Linked DNA regions of Homo sapiens: region 1 is linked to region 2. The links are chromatin loops, found by intact Hi-C in ENCODE. Cell type or tissue: natural killer cell. All regions are shown on one strand. Links, peaks and the distances in the headings refer to the core of each region. The heading gives the core; the rest is flanking DNA. Region 1 overlaps METRNL (meteorin like, glial cell differentiation regulator). Region 2 overlaps TBCD (tubulin folding cofactor D).

What was found. Hi-C counts contacts between places; a loop is a spot of excess contacts. Peaks named below come from ENCODE experiments on the same cell type or tissue, not always from the same donor. Only the 100,000 strongest peaks of a DNase experiment are listed, where the experiment ranks them.
Region 1: it touches region 2 in a loop (9-fold over the local background); 2 of 110 quality-filtered maps call a loop at or near these places.

What each region holds. Positions count from the first base shown.
Region 1 is chr17:83,082,656-83,085,556 of GRCh38, forward strand. It overlaps METRNL (meteorin like, glial cell differentiation regulator), which reads left to right. Exons shown (of 4, transcript NM_001004431.3): 2 at 2,283-2,668. Among named protein-coding and RNA genes, the nearest start is that of METRNL, 4.5 kb to the left of the region's middle. RefSeq lists enhancers at 100-659, 660-1,218, 2,118-2,645. In natural killer cell, for the core only: no CTCF peak of the experiment used is centred there; a DNase peak (open chromatin) is centred at 1,136; H3K4me3 peaks cover 292 bases; H3K27ac peaks cover 2,500 bases.
Region 2 is chr17:82,891,673-82,894,573 of GRCh38, forward strand. TBCD (tubulin folding cofactor D) reads left to right here. Exons shown (of 39, transcript NM_005993.5): 17 at 1,875-1,960. Among named protein-coding and RNA genes, the nearest start is that of ZNF750, 53 kb to the left of the region's middle. In natural killer cell, for the core only: no CTCF peak of the experiment used is centred there; DNase peaks (open chromatin) are centred at 689, 1,719 and 2,279; H3K27ac peaks cover 841 bases.

The sequences.
Region 1 (2,901 bases), core at 197-2,696, 190 kb after region 2:
TGCAATGCCAGCAATTTTGCATAAACAGACTCTGTTTTCAGGTTTGCTGAGGTGCTGGATATTTGGAGGTGAGAGATTTGAGGCACTCGATTTTCTGGTAGGAACCAGCACAGACCATGAGTCTCGGACTTCGTGCCGAGGTCTGCTGGGTCCCAGGCTGAAGGATGCATCGTTTAACTTTTTTTGTCTACACGGGTCTTGCGCATCATGTGCTACTGATTTTAATGTGAAAATCCCTACGTCAGCGGGTCTGGTTGGAGTCCCGTTGGTCTGGATGTTTCGGGAGAATGTGAGAGGAGAGGGGAGCAGGCCCTGTGCTGGGTGCAGACCCGTCTGAGTGCGCTGAGAAGACGTCAGGTGAAGGCCGGGGTAGCCGGGTGTCTTCTTTCTTCTGTGTCCACCTTCATTTTGTCCTCTTCCTCTTTTTGCCCAGTGTCTTCTGAGTGGGTGGAGCCAGGCGTGCCCACCAGATGCGGGTAGCATGTGCTAGGCCAGGACGGCCCCCAGGCTCAAGTCGGCCTCCTCCTGGGCAGAGGTGGGTTGGCCGCCTGTCCCCAGCTGAGTTGTGGCTGTTCCCCTCGCCTGCTCAGATGAAGGCAGTGCTGTCAGAGGTGACCAGAGCCCGCTCCCTCGACCTTCAGGACTCCCCGAGAGGGAGGCAACGTGTCAGGACGGTGTATGTGGAGAGAGGGTCGAGGCTCGGTGCCTGAGCACGGGCAGGAGGACAGTGGCCTCGATGCCAGAGACGGGAGGGAGAGACGTGACGATGAGGCTGCATAAGAAGAGAGCTGACTGTAGCTGAGTGTATCAGCCACTCACCGAGTCCAGTTTCCACACAGCACGATCATCGTGCCCTTGCCCACACACGTGTTAGATGAGCTTGTGTGAGCTTTATGGGCTGTAATTTGTGAGTCTGTTCTGGGTGTGTGATCCTGGCAGCCGGCTAGGCCTGGCCACTCGTGACCTGGGGCCTTGTCGGGGTGGGGAGAGGGTGAGGAGGGGTGCACCCTCGACACCACCCTCTGATGTGGCCTGCAGCCTATGAAGAGTGAGGTTTGGGGGCCCAGAGTGTGAGTCACCAGCGGTAAATGCAAACCATATGTGATGCATTTTCTCTGCTGCAGAAAGGGTTTCTGGTGACTCGCTCAGGCCAGGGCTCTGGAAACAGCATTGCTTATTTCACATAAAAATCCTAAGAATGTGGGTGAACCTGTCTGAGATCTGCGTAATAAAACACTTAGTTGAAGTCACCGGGTTAGTTCCAGGCCCACTTGGTTATGACGTGGCTGTTAGCCACGAGCTGGCATTTACGTTAAAGTGTTGAGAAGCGTGAGGGTTTTGATGTTTCAGTTTCTTGAAAATATAACTGTTTCTACTCAGGACCTGCCTCTCCAAGAGTGTAGCACACTTCATTTTTTTCTGTTTAGCATGTATGAGGGTGAACTTAGCTTGCTACTCACACACTACTCACCCTGTGGAGGAAGTTCGCCTCGCTTTTGTGGTGAGTCTTGCTGTAATGATAGCTTATATTTACAAATACCGTCGGCAGTGCAGGGTCTTCAGGCTTGCAGAAAACGGTCAAGTCATTACTTTGAGAAATGTACAAACATCTATGCTTAATGAGGTGCTAAAAGACAAAACTCATCTACAACCTCCTTCCCCCCAAACTGCCAACACTCTGGATTAACTTAAAAGCTGCTCTCTGGGCAGGTTGCATCCCAGGGCTCCTCCTTCACACGTGGTGGGGCCCCACCTTCGCTTTACCTCTAGCGTCCCAGCCCTCGTGGTCATCTGGAACCAGGGTTGGTACACAGGGCCTGCTGGCATTCCTGTGATACTCCGTGATATTCTGGAGGAATCCATCCCTTCCCTGGGGCTCCATCCCACTGCCCCAGCACCTCCAGCCACCCTGATTCAGGGACATCGCAGAGATTGGTGTTTGACGCTACGGCAGCAGAGGCGCAGACTCTTGAGTGTTGGAGGGTGTCTGGAGGGCCTGGGGACAAGCACCGCCTGCACTCCCGGGAGCTCGGCCCCGCCCCACCATGGCTCTTGGTGCAGGTGCACTGGAAGGAACTGGGTGGGGCCCTTGTGCCGAAGGGCGGAGATGGCGCCGGCCTGCCTCACGGGCAGGGGTCCGTGTGGCACCTGTGGCCGGCAGCGGGTGGGTCCAGGAGCCGCCATCATTTGGAGCGGGTATCGTCCTCACTGACTCTCTGTGGGTGCGGGTGGGGTGTGTGACGGGAGCTCCGGGCCTGGCTGACAGTGTCTCTCCTCTGCAGCGGGCTGACGCACGAGGCACACAGGAAGGAGGTGGAGCAGGTGTATCTGCGCTGTGCGGCGGGTGCCGTGGAGTGGATGTACCCAACAGGTGCTCTCATCGTTAACCTGCGGCCCAACACCTTCTCGCCTGCCCGGCACCTGACCGTGTGCATCAGGTCCTTCACGGACTCCTCGGGGGCCAATATTTATTTGGAAAAAACTGGAGAACTGAGACTGCTGGTACCAGACGGGGACGGCAGGCCCGGCCGGGTGCAGTGTTTTGGCCTGGAGCAGGGCGGCCTGTTCGTGGAGGCCACGCCGCAGCAGGATATCGGCCGGAGGACCACAGGCTTCCAGTACGAGCTGGTTAGGAGGCACAGGGCGTCGGACCTGCACGAGCTGTCTGGTGAGTGTCCTGCCTGGGGCGGGGGCGGCGGGCCTCGTCATCACGGGGCTGGTGATGTGGCAGGTGTCTCTGATTTCTTCCTGTCCCCTCGTCTGCTCAGCCTTGGTGAAAACCCTTCTGTGTCTGTGCTTCGGACATGACTGTTTTGCCTGAAGAGCCCCCCAGGTGGCTGGGGTTGGGGGACACTGGCGCCCGCAGAGGGGCCCTCCTAGGGGGTGTGACATGGTGTAGGG
Region 2 (2,901 bases), core at 307-2,806:
GAATGAAGTTGTAAGAAATGCGTTACAGTGGAGGCCGCTGGGTAACAGCAGCAGGGATGGGGGGTGGTTGGGGAGCGGCCTGGGGGACACAGAGGGGGCTGGGGGCAGAGACGAGGGACCAGCTTCTCTGTCCAGGTTCGTCTTGGCTGGAGTTGGAGACTCTGGTCCTGAGTGGTCTCTGCCTTCTCCCTACTGAGCCCAGGGGCTCTTGAGCAGGTTGTGACTAACCCATGGGCAGCTTCCACGTTCAGGGCCTGTCCGACATTCCAGCCCTATGACCCTGCTCCTAGGCGAGTGCTGTCCAGGCCCCCGACACCATCAGGCCCTTGTGGTGGCCTGTCCACACCCAGGCCCCCCACTTCCCCCCTGCACAGGTGAGGAAGTTGAGGCTCAGGGCAGCTGAGCCCGCTTTTGTCTGCTCGGAGCCTGTTGTTCCAGCCCTAGCCTGGCCAGACAGAGCCTTGGCCCCTGTGTTGGTCTTGCTTTGTTCTCACCGTGGGGGGATGCTGGACACAGAGTCCCCTTGTTCTTGTTCTCGGTGAGACCTGGTCCTGGGCCACCCCGGATGTTTCCCTGGGCTCCTGCCTGCTGTGATGTGGGGCATGGAGTTGTACCCCAGTGGGCGACATCCCAGGTTGTGGCACCTGCTGTCTTTCTGCAGAGTGAGCCGCAACAGCTCCACCTGGGTGCAGGTTTCTCCCCTGTTCACGGTTCAGTGAAGGATGCTCATGCTGTCACTGATTGCAGCAGCCTCAGGCAGAAGTTTATGGTATCTCCATCAGCCCAAGCTCCCAGTGTAACCCTTGGGAGAGATTTGCTGGAAGAAAGCCGCATGGTACCTGCTCATTCCGGCCTCTCCTGGTGGGAAGGAGGGATGTGGCCCCGGGTGTTCTCAGGAGTGCTGGCTGTTCAGTTACGTTGACTTGCGAAGCTATTACATGAAGGTGTGAGGTTTTAATGGTCAAGTGCAGGGTGGTGATGAATGGGTTAAAGACGTCAAGGAAGGATCTGAATCCCGGCCTCGGAGGTGGGCAGGCTTGGGAGACCTTTGAAAAACCCTGCTGTGGTTTATAGCTGTAAGGCTTTCTATGTGGGGTTTAAAGTTTGTCATTTGTATTTTCTTAGGAAATTATTTATGTTGTTTCCAGAATTTCACATCCTGGAACCTGAGAGTGGTATCAGTAACACCATGTAGGCTGCGGGGCTGGAGCTGGGGCTCCACTGGGAGGCTGTCGTGGCGGGGTGGGAGGAGGTGCCGCCTCTCCCATGTCAGAGCCTCGGCGGCTGCTGGTCCTCGATGCTTCTGGGGTCAGCTGTCACCACCCCCAAGAACCGGCTGGGCCAGCTGCCCCCAGTCAACGTCTTGCCTGCCCGGGACTGCTGAGTGAGGCCTGGGCTCTGGTCCAGGCTTTGTAGACCGTGCAGGCGGCTGCATCCCCGACCTGACCCAGGCCTGCTCGCTCTGGTGTGCACCGACCTGCCAGCTTTGTGGCACTTTGTGGCATGGGGCTCAGGCCGATGGAGGTCAGTGGCTGTAACACTGTTGAGACCTGAAGACCGTTTACGGTGTATGTTTTCGGGAAAGGTCTCTTACCACGTACCGAAGTGGAAATGTTTGAGTTGTTTGAAAAAGATGAAATACTTGTGAGTGGTTTCAATGATTTAGCGTGGTGTTGCCTGGGTAGACCGTCAGGAAGTCAGTGTGACGTGGAAGTCCTCGGCGAGCCATGTCTGTGGTGTGTGGCTTGCTCACCACCTGCCTCAGGGCTCGGGGTTCATGAGTGTAAATGTCTGTGGATGTGATTATTGAACTTGGTGAAATGCCTTTGTTCATTCAAATTCTTCTTTTTCCCCCATTTCCACTTTCTTATTAGGGCACTTTCCCTCATGGTATTGATATTTTGACCACAGCTGACTATTTTGCCGTCGGTAACAGATCCAACTGTTTCCTGGTTATAAGGTAAGTCTTTAATGTATATCACAAAAATAGAATACTCTAAAATCAGATTGGATGTCAGAAATCAGCTACCACCATTTTCTTTTTTCATCCTGTAATGTCCACTCAATGGAATGTAGTTTTTGTGTGAAAAATTAAAAATGGAATTGGGAACAGTGACTGAAACTTGTGTTTCATGTTGATTGGACACACCTCATGCTTTACTACGCTAGATAGGGGACATTTACTCACGTGTTAAAGAGGGGCTCAGCTTCAGGAGTGCGGCCTTGCCGTGAGTGCTGTCTCTGCTTATGATTTTTCTCCTGGTCGCCCCGTTTTACCCGTGCTGGTTCTGTGTGGGGCTTGGAGTTTGAGAGGAAGCAGCTGCAAGCACGGCCACACCTCCTCCTGATGCTTCCCTACTGGATGTCCTAAATGCTTTCCCACCGTGAAATCTTGGATTAGAAGGGACTGTTTCTTTCTGTTTCGGTAATAGGAAGTGTTTTGAAGTTGAAGTTATCTGTAGATTGTCTATGAAATGAGTAAGAGGTATTTTAGAAATCAGGTTAGAAACAAATGTTTAGCACCTCTAATTGCAGTTTACAGAATTATATCAAACTGTTTTAGTTGTGTAATTAGGTACTGGGGAGGTTACTTCAGTTATCTTAGTTGATCCATTGCAGCAGAAATGTGAAAAAGGGTGTGACTTTATTTATTTATTTTTGGAGACAGAATCTAGCTCTGTTGCCCAGGCTGGAGTGCAGTGGGGTGTGACTTTATGAAGTGATTTATTTGCCTTAAATTAGGACCAGAAGCATGCCCGATGCATTTTTAACATTAACCATTAAATACCCTAAAGATCGATTCCCCAACAGCCCTGCTGTGTAGACCGTGCAGAAAGGACGTTTCTCCGTCACCAGCCTGGGCAGAATTTTGAAAATGTAGCATTTGGCCTCTTTCCCAGG